2 separate regions of the Homo sapiens genome follow, and region 2 is linked to region 1. A link is a contact called in ENCODE Hi-C or POLR2A ChIA-PET data. All regions are on one chromosome and are shown on one strand. Each heading gives the region's core, a stretch centred on a gene start or an enhancer-like site at or near the end of the contact. The rest is flanking DNA. Distances are from core to core; before and after follow the strand shown. Region 1 has its middle 60 kb from the start of RASD2. Region 2 overlaps RASD2 (RASD family member 2).

The links. A loop is a pair of places that touch in the nucleus more often than their neighbours do. ChIA-PET counts read pairs that join two places held with the same protein, here RNA polymerase II (POLR2A). Pooled maps may share reads with other maps.
Region 2: a map of transverse colon shows a loop between it and region 1 (2.3-fold over the local background). The contact joins two enhancer-like sites. A Hi-C loop is called at or near these places in 6 of 168 maps with a recorded cell type or tissue (PC-9, endothelial cell of umbilical vein, esophagus muscularis mucosa and 3 more) and 3 of 50 pooled maps. POLR2A ChIA-PET finds 5 or more read pairs at or near these places in 3 of 52 experiments (GM10248, HepG2 and WTC11).

The regions. Positions count from the first base shown.
Region 1 is chr22:35,478,360-35,483,152 of GRCh38, reverse strand. No RefSeq gene overlaps it. Among named protein-coding and RNA genes, the nearest start is that of RASD2, 60 kb to the left of the region's middle. RefSeq lists a silencer at 4,051-4,228. Within about 2 kb of position 1,777, at least 10 of the 41 ENCODE cell types and tissues checked have a DNase peak (open chromatin) inside an H3K27ac peak, as active enhancers do.
Region 2 is chr22:35,546,932-35,552,169 of GRCh38, reverse strand. RASD2 (RASD family member 2) reads right to left here. Exons shown (of 3, transcript NM_014310.4): 2 at 5,090-5,238; 3 at 1-667. The coding sequence ends at 138. Among named protein-coding and RNA genes, the nearest start is that of RASD2, 8.7 kb to the right of the region's middle. RefSeq lists an enhancer at 2,417-3,127. Within about 2 kb of position 2,674, at least 3 of the 41 ENCODE cell types and tissues checked have a DNase peak (open chromatin) inside an H3K27ac peak, as active enhancers do.

The sequences.
Region 1 (4,793 bases), core at 528-3,027:
GCATTGTCTGCCCTCTTCCCCACTAATCGCCTTCCTGGGTTGAATTGCACACAACGTAGGAGGCGCATCTCAATTAGCCTGAGGTGATCATGGCAGCCCTTTTCTACTCTTTTCTACTCTAGCCCTTTTCACTCATTGGTCTTGAGTGAGCCAGTTCAGAGTGATAATCACATAAAGCAGAATCTCTGGAGGGTGTGAGGAGTGGCAGTATGTTTCCAGGTGAAGATTTTCACCTCTGATGAAAGAGAAAAATCACATGAAGATTCCTTTGCTCCCTTTCCTCTCATCCTATTTTGTTTTTCTGTGCTTTTTTTTGAGACAGGGTCTCACTTTGTTGCCCAGACTGGAGTGCAGTGGCATGATCTCGGCTCACTGCAATCTCCACTCCCAGGGCTCAAGTGATTCTCCAGCCTCAGTTTCCCAAGTAGCTGGGGCTACAGGCGCCAGCCACCAATGCCCGGCTAAGTTTTGTATTGTTAAATAGACAGAGTTTCCCCATGTTGCCCAAGCTGGTCTTGAACTCCTGAGCTCAAAGCTATCTGCCCTCCTTGGCCTCTCAAAGTGCTGGGATTACAGGCATGAGCCACCATGCCTGGCCACTCTCTTCCTATTTTGGACACAGTCGTGTGAGGACGTGATGCCTGGAGCTATGGCAGCCATCTTGTGACCATAAGGTGCGAAGCCTGAGGATAAATGCCAACATGCTGAGGGTGCCAGTGTGCAAAAATTGAAAGCAGCAGGGAGGCCAATGACACTGTTAAGCTGCAGAATCAACATGAGGACAATCTAGATCCGGACATCTTCCCAAGTCAACAATAGATATCCTTAGAAGTTAAGCTACTGATAGTTGAGTTTTCGGATATTACAGCTAAGCACATCCTTCTTTGCTTTCCCTGTTCCTACTCAGCCTTCCAAAGCCAGGTAAAACCATTATCTCCTTCATACAGTCATTCAATAAATGTTTGCTGACTAACAACAAATATTTATAGAGCACGCATATGGCCTCTGCTCGGTTTTAGGTGACAGTCTAGTGGGAGAGAGACAAAAACAATAAATAAATTGATTACAAATTGCGATGAGCTTCATACATATACATTAAACAGTGGGGTGCTGGCTGGGCGCAGCGGCTCATGCCTACAATCCCAGCACTTTGGGGGGCCCAGGTGGGCAGATCACCTGAAGTCAGGAGTTCGAGACCAGCCTGGCCAACACGGTGAAACCCCGTCTACTAAAAGTACAAAATTAGCCACTTGTGGTGGTGCGCATGTGTAATCCCAGCTACTCAGGAGGCTGAGGCAGGAGAATCGCTTGAACCTGGGAGGCAGAGGTTGCAGTGAGCTGAGATCGCTCCACTGTACTCCAGCCTGGGCGACAGAGCAAGGCTCTGACTTAAATAAATAAATTAAATTAAATAAATGAGGGGGTGCTGAAATAGAGAATGACTCCTTTAGGTAGAGCAACCCCAAGCTTCCAAAGCCAGGTAAGCCATTTTCTCCTTCATACAGTCATTCAATAAATGTTTGCTGACTAACAAGAGATATTTATAGAAGACCTATATGGCCCCTGCTCGGTTTTAGGTGATAATCTAGTGGGAGAGAGACAAAATACGGTAGGAAGCCCTCTCTGAGGAGGTAACATTTAAGCAGGCACCTGAATGAGTGCAAAGTGCAGGGCGGGGCGATGTCCAGGAAGTAGGAATGAGTTGGGCCAAGCCCCAAGGGTGGACATGGCTTAGTGTGTTCGAGGAACTGGAAGAAACCCGTGTGGCGGGACAGTGGACAGCAGGGAGGAGACGATAACATTAGAGGAGGTGGAGAGAAAGCAGAGCCAGATGGCACAGCAGGACAGAGTATGGAATCTATTTTAGGGCAACGCCACCAGGAAGTGGCACGGTCTGATTTCTGTTTTAAGAAAATCCCTCCGCCTCCCACGTGGGAAACAGGCTTCCTGAATCCTTCCCGGTCTCTCCTGCCTCCCTCTGCCCTCACCTCTGTTTTAAGCCTCTGCATTTTTGCTCTCACCCCCTCCAGACCACAGTCTCCTCCCAGGATGAGATCGGGTGTAACTCGTCTCCAGCTCAGCACCCTCACTGTGGCCAGTGGGCCCCTCTTCTCCCCACGGCAGTCGACATCCGGGAAGAACTTCCAGGCACTGGGCTGGGTACCGAGGGTAATAAACTGACAATTCCATTTATGGACAGTGGCCTCATGCACCTCACAGGCCTCACACAGCAGGCAGGGGTGGGCCAGGGCCACCAGGAACCAGCCCCAGGCCTGGGGTTGCTCAAAGTTTCATAACTGTGCCCGTGTCCAAAAACAGAAGAGCCAGGCAATTCTGTCCTCCCATTAATGTCACCAAGCTGGACTTCTTCCTACCCCAGCTGCCCCCTGGCTCCCCCACCTCCTTCTTTGACGCAGTCAGGCTGTCCAGGGACAGAAGAAGAAGGACAGAAAAAGAACTCATTCCTTATCTTGGAAAGCAACGTTGAAACACCCTCACATCTCTACCAGCCCTCAGGCTTTGCGGGGAGCAGGAACTCCACCACCTCCCATAAGCTCTCTGTCCTGGGTGGCAGCTGGCAGCCTCTGCCATCAGAGCATGGCTTGTGTCATGGCTCCAGGATGTTCCAGGTGAATCAGCTCTTGGGGTCCCAAGAGAAAGAGAGATTTGGCTCAAAGTGTCTTGGTCTCTTCCCTGTGCAGCCTAGTCACATCCTTCCTCCCGACATTTATTACTCCAGACTGTGTTTCAGACACCAAGCCATAGCTTCCTGGAACACCGAGAGCCCTTGGAGATCAACTGGGGCCTGGCCAACACCCAAGGGATCCGAGCCATACCCCAGCCAGTCACGGTGGCTGAGCACAGCCACAGTTCTCAGTCGGGGGGCGGGGGCAGTAGGCGCCACAGAGCTGCATCAGCACCTCGGAGAATCTGAATCACAGCCCCCACACCCCCACTCTGTGGTCAAGACCCTCCGGCAGGATCGCTGGGCAGCGTGTGGTGAAGAGCTCAAACTCCAAGCCAAACTGCCTGGACTGGAATCTCAGTCCCCCCACTCACTAGATACGGCATCTTAGGCACGGGCCTCAGTTTCCACATCTGTAAAATGGAGATAACCTTCCAGGGTTGGATAACCCTGACCTGTGATGTGCTTAGGACAGGGCCTGGCACATAGCAAATGCTCTAAAAGAGTTGACTGTGTTGCCAATTTGTAAAATTCTGTGAGATCCTGTCTCCTTTGCCATGCCGCTGCAAGGTTATACGCAGATAAAACTTAAGTTACAATTCCGGTTTTCTTCAAGATCTGAGACATGTTAATTGTCTTTGTTTCTCGCTCTGGTAACATCTTCCCGCCGCACATATTTCCCGCCTTAAAGAGTTTAAAAGGTGATCAAAAAATCTAACACTGGCTACCCGCTTGGGACTCCTTCCACGCTGTGGAAGCTTTATACTGTCACTCTGCTTAATAAAGCATACAGCTTTTTTTTCTCTAGGAAAAAAAAAAAAAAAGAGTTGGCTGTGTTGCTATTTGCCATTGAGGCTCCTCAAGTCAAGGAAAGGTAGTGGCTCGCCCAAGGCTGCCAAGTGAGCCTGTAGCAGATCCAAAGCTGGAACCCACGTCTCCTAACTTCCAGACCAGTGCTCAGCCGCTGAGCTCACCAAGGCTTTGGATGGTCACAGGGACTTTTCTTTGCTACCTTGGAGGAAACATTTTCAAGGCATTGCGCTGCCACCCATCACCATAAACAGAGACTCACACTAGGCCAGGCGCCGTGGCCCACGCCTGTAATCCCCATACTTTGGGAGGCCAAGGAAGGCAGATCACCTGAGGTCAGGAGTTCGAGACTAGCCTGGCCAACATGGCGAAACCCCGTCTCTACTAAAAAATACAAAAACTAGCCAGGGCGTGGTAGCATGCACCTGTAATCCCAGCTACTCAGGAGGCTGAGGCAGGAGAATTGCTTGAACCCGGGAGGCGGAGGTTGCAGTGAGCCGAGATCGCACCACTGCACTCCAGCCGGGGTGACAGAGCAAGACTCCGTCTCAAAAAAAAAAAAAAAAACAAACAAACAAAAACAGAGACGCACACTGTCTCCCTGGGGACACACAGAGATTGAATCACAGAGACACAGCGTAAGTGTACACACAGTCACAGAAACACTGACATACTGAGGATCACAGAAGCACATGTGCGCACACACGCTGCACCCCACGATCCAGACCTCACCATCTTCTCTGCTCTCTTTCCTTCCTCTCCCCCTCCTTTCCCTCCGAACACGCTTATTGTGGCTGTTTTCCCAAAGTCCCCAGCCTGTCATTTGAAGGAGAGATGATGTTGGCAGCTGCTGCTGCTGCCAGCTAAAAGCCAAAACTTCTTGTTTCCAGCCTCTGATCTTGGTGTCCCAGCTCACCTGGGGAGCCAGCGGAGGCTGTGGGGTGGAGGCCTTAGCTCTGAGCCGCAAGCCTCCAACTGCAGCTGCCTTTTTCTACCCTCATTCACCCCCAGGATGTCCCAACTCAAGGGCAGCTGGGGGCTCTCGCCAAGGCCGTCTAGAGTGGGAAAGCCGGGGGTCTGCATGATCCCCACTATCAGAGCAGCTCAGCAAGACCCTCCCTCCAGAGCCCTCCAAGTTGTATAAAAGATCAATCCTCAGACTCCGACAACATCAGGGCCGCAAGGACCACTCCCAGCCATCTAATCCGGGTCCCTCCTGTTACAAATGGGGAGATGGAGGCTCAGAGAGGGGGTGAGATTTGTCCAGAGTCACACAGCAGAACCCAACTGGTGGCCA
Region 2 (5,238 bases), core at 1,425-3,924, 68 kb before region 1:
CCCGGGGGCCTCCAGTCTGGTGCCTAAGGTCTGTGAACAAGACTGCTGCCGGGGCCTCGGTGGGGAGATGCGCACAGTGGGCATCTGGGGCCACCTCCCTGAAGGCACTGGCCAAGCCCCGCCCCAGCATCCCTCGCTCACTGGATGGTGCACTTGTCCCTCTCACGGGCCTGGCCTTCCCGAAGGACCTTGGCCTTGATGTACTTGAGGTCACTGTTGACGCTGGGGCGGCGGGCGAAGGGCGAGACCATGCCATAGGCGTCCATCTCCTTGACGCGGCGCATGCAGAAGGGCCTGGGGTGGAAGGCGTCACCGTACTGCACGGAGATCTTGCGATGCAGGGCGGGGCTCATCTCGTGTGGCAGCTTGGCCATGCTGAAGAGCACGTAGAACATCTCGTCCACGTTGGTGTTCTTCTTGGCCGACACCTCGAAGTAGGCGCAGTTCTCGTCGCCCGACACCAGCAGCTCGGCCTCGGTGGTGGGCACCTGGCGGCACAGCTCGCCGTGGTCGTTCTTGTTGCCACAGATGACCATGGGCAGCTCCGCCGCCTCCTTGGTCTTGTTCTTCAGGCAGGACTTGACCTCCAGGATCTGCTTCTGAAGGCGCTTGACCTCATCGAAGGACTCCCGGTTATCCAGGCTGAACACCAGGATGAAGACATCCCCTGCAGGGAGAGAGCCCAGGTAGTGAGTTCACCGGCCAGCTGCAACCCCTGCCCTCCTCTGGCCACAGAACATCAGCCCTAAGAGCTGGGAGTCACAGGTGCCCTGAAGCAGTTATGCGGCATAACTGCTTTAACCTACACAGCGACTCTTCGGGGTAGCTGCGATTATTCTCCCTGCGATTATTTTCCAGGACAGGAAACTGAGGCTGAGGGGGTTGAAGCCCCTGTTCACAGTCGCATAGCTAACACGTGGACCACTTGGTTCAAATACAGTTAACTCACTTCACATTTCTTTGCAGGGCTGGAGAGGGGTAGGTCACTTGTGTGGACTGTGTTCAGATAATAATAAAAATCATTTCTATGAGAGCAGGGGTCCTGCCTGTCTTGCTCAATGCCTAGTTTGCATCTGGCCTCATCCGCTTAGCTGCCAGCAGACTTGGGCAGATCACGAAACCTCTGTAACCTCAGTTTCTCTGTCTGTTTCATGAAGATGAAATATTACCTTGCAGGATGATTTTGGGAGTTATGCAAGATAATGAATGGACAGTGGCACATGCTCAGTGACCTCAGGTGTCAGTAATGATGAGAGTGAGGGCCTACTGGGGGCTAAGCACTGGGTGTATGCTCCAGGCCCGTTGTTCTCTTGATTCCTCACTATGCCTCTGTCAAGATTTTGTTACCTTTGCATTACAGGTGAGCAAACTGAGGCTCAGAAAGGGTATGCAGCCTGCCCAAGATCACACAGCTTCCGTGTGGCTAGGCTGAGATTTCTACCTGATTCTGTTCTCACCTAGCTCGTGCCTGGCACCCGGTAGGTGCTCTCTGCTTCTCAAATAAATCATAGGATGAAAAAGTGAGTGCTGGCCTCCAAGGCCCACACTGCCTCCAGGATAACTCACTGCATCACTCAAGGCAGGCTTGTGAATCTGAAACAGGGGCTGCTGTGGAGACGGTGGGGTGGTGGGGAGGCTGTCTGGACTGGTACCTCCATCCTGATTTCCAGCTTTTAATAAGCACCTTCCTCACTTTTGCTTAAACTTTTTTTTTTTTTTTTTTTTTTTTGAGATGGAGTCTTTCTCTGTGGCCCAGGCTGGAGTGCAGTGGTGTGATCTTGGCTCACTGCAACTTCCACCTCCTGGGTTTAAGCGATTCTCCTGCCTCAGCCTCTGGAGCAGCTGGGATTACAGGCGCCTGTCACCATGCCTAGCTATTTTTTATTTATTTATTTATTTATTTTCTGAGACAGAGTTTCACTCTTGTTGCCCAGCCTGGAATGCAATGGCAAGATCTCAGCTCACTGCAACCTCCACCTCCTGGGTTCAAGAGATTCTCCTGCCTCAGCCTCCCGAGTAACTGGGATTACAGGTGCCCATCACCACACCTGGCTAATTTTTTGTATTTTTTAGTAGAGACGGTGTTTCACTGTGTTAGCCAGGCTGGTCTTGAACTCCTGACCTCAAGAGATCTGCCCACCTCGGCCTCCCAAAGAGCTGGGATTACAGGCATGAGCCACTGCGTCCAACCACTTTTGCTCAAACTCTTGATAGCCTTGTGGTGTGACAAGATCCCTGTCTCACAGATGAGGAAACTGAGGCCCAGAGGAATCAGCAATTGGCCCAAATTCTTGAGAAGAGAAGCAACCAGTTCCAGCTTCTGGCAGAATGGCTGCCACCTTCCTCTGCACCCCCAGAGCACATCATTTACCCCCATTTAATGGCACATGGCACATTCAGAATGGTGTCCAGATCAAAGGTGTGCTCCAAACAGCTCGGGCACAGAGAAGGGTTCCATCACCCACTCGTCCTGGTCTCCCCAGGGCCTGGCACACAGTCAGTGTTAACCAAGGAAGCCTGAATGGATGGGAGGTGATGGAGGGAACTGCAGTGTGGGCTCTTCTGAAAGGCACTTGCGAGGCAGCGTCAGCTTGGCAACTCTTCCTGCTTGGGCTGCCAAACCCCATCCCGTTAGGCTAATCCGGGGCCCCTGAGGACTCGTGGCCTTGACATATTCAAATGCGAGACTGCGATGCCAAGCATCAGAGATCGGCCCGTCTGGCAGCTGGAAGAAGAGCTGGCAGTGGAATTAATGGCTTTCAGAATTTCCTGAGCAGCAGGAAAATGAGGTTGAAAAAATGAGGTTCCACCAGGTTGGAAAATGAGGCACGGGTTGGTGTGTGAAAAAAAAACAAGCATCAGACAGCTGTGCTCAGAATGATATGCGCCATAAAAAAGAGACAGACAAAAATACTCTCCATTGTGGGGATACAAATACGAATGCCGGTGTAGTCACGGAGGCCCGGAAGGCTCCATGCCAGACTGCCAGGGTGGCCACCTCCGGGGCAGGGGCAGGAGCCTGGGATTGGGGACATGGGTCAAAGGGGCATTAGCTTTATCTGTAGCGTTTGCAGGAGGGTGTGTTTGGGTATTACTTGTGTCACTGAAAATTAATGCTGAAAATATGCATGTGCTTCCTCTCTACATCTCCCCTCTCCTTCCCTCTGTCATTAGCCTTATTCATTGCAGCGGGTACCCAGTCCCCTCCCCAAGGCTGGGGGAGCTGACACCAATGCAATACCCGTCACGTGCTGGAAGCTCCCGCCACAAGCCTTCTTGCAGTCCTCACAGCCTCCCTGCGGGGTATGAGGTTAAGCCCACTGTGTGGCTGGGGAGGCTGAGACTCAGACAGGATGCATGTGCCTCTGGTCACACATTTAAGCCAAGAGGCCCAGCAAGGATTCGAACACAGGTCGACCCAGGGCTCTCCTATCTACATGCCCCTTCTCCAAAACTCGGGGTGGAGCGGAGAACTTGACTGCTGTCTGGGTCAGATGCTCGGAAAAGCCAGCCTGGAAGAGAAAGCACTCAAGGAGGGGCCACCCCGCAGCCTCAGTCTTGGCCTCAAGGCGGCAGCAGGGCTGGGAGTGGCATGGGTTTCTCTGTATAGAAGTACCTCAGTTGGGGGGTTATCTGAATGATGCCTAGAGAGTTGCCTGCTCACTCCTTCCCTTATCCCTGCTCAGCAACTTCAGGGGCGTGACTTGGGAAATGATCGTGTAACCCGTAGCAGGCCCACTTGCAAATGCTGACTCAACAGAAGACTTGGGGATTTATTGTGCATTTACTATCTGCTCACCAAGCGCCTTACATATATTCATTCATTTAAGTCTCACAGTCCCTTTAGGATGAGTGTTGATGTGGTGCAGTCTTACAGATGAGAGTGCTGAGACACAAGGAGATAAAATCCCTTGCCTCGAGGTACAAAGCCAGGAAGCAGCGGAACCAGGGCTCACACCCAGGTGCTGGGTCCCGGGCTTGTCCTCTTAGCTACCATGCTAATGCAGTGTAAACAAGGGCACAGCCCCTCAGCTCCACTCACCCCTTCTTCCCCCCAACCTCCCTGTCCCTCCTCACCCTTCCCAGCAGGGCTGAGAGGCTGTGGTATGGCTTTGTCTGAAAGCACAAAAGCAGACTGCCTTTACGAGCTGTGCTACCACTGGAGTGAGTTACTTAACCTCTCTGGGCTTCAGTTTCCCCACTTGTAAAAAGGGAATGAATAACTATTTACTATGAGGGTTAAATAACTACATGCTGGCTGGCCGCGGTGGCTGACGCCTGTAATCTCAGCACTTTGGGAGGCTGAGGTAGGCAGATCACGAGGTCAGGAGATCGAGACCATCCTGGCTAACATGGTGAAATCCCGTCTCTAGTAAAAATACAAAAAATTAGCCGGGCATGGTGGCACATGCCTGTAGTCCCAGCTACTTGGGGGACTGAGGCAGGAGAATCGCTTGAACCCGGGAGGCAGAGGTTGCAGTGAGCCGAGATCGCGCCACTGCACTCCAGCCTGGGTGACAGAGCGAGACTCTGTTTCAAAAAAAACTACATGCCAAGCTCTAAGAACAGGGCCAGGCCCATAGCTTCTGATAAGTGTCAGCTAGTGCCATCACCATCACTATGACCATGACCAAGCCCCCTTCCCTTTGGTGATCACTGCCTGGGTCCTGCCCTTACCTCTCTAGGAGGTGGCAAAGGCCTGGGGTGTGGGAGACCTGAGCCCCGTGGACTGACCTTGGGCCCTGGAGCTCTGGTGGGTCATCTTCCGGAGAAGGAAAGCAGCAGCCAGGGCATCATTCTGTTCCCTAGAAAGGAATATCCCTGGGGCATGCTGGTATCAGCTCCTGATCTGGAAGGCGGCCCCGACAGCCATGAGTAATCGATCTGGAGTCTAACAGAATGGAATCGGGGCCCCCGACTTCATCACTATTTCCAGCACATGGCAAAACCTCTCTGAGCCTCATTGTGCAGGGATGACGCCTGTCTCAGACGATGGCTATGCAAGTCTATGCAAACTGCCAAGTGCCCAGCACACTCCGCACCCATGCCCTGGCCCTGCCGCCCCAGCCCAGGCACCAGTGGGCCTCACCTGTGAGGATGGACAGCCTGCGCATGGCGGGGAAGGGGTGGTTGCCAGAGGTATCCAGGATGTCGAGCTGGTACATGTCGCCGCGGATGTTGTATACCTTACGGTGGAAGTCCTCGATGGTGGGTGTGTACTGGTCCTCAAAGCGGCCA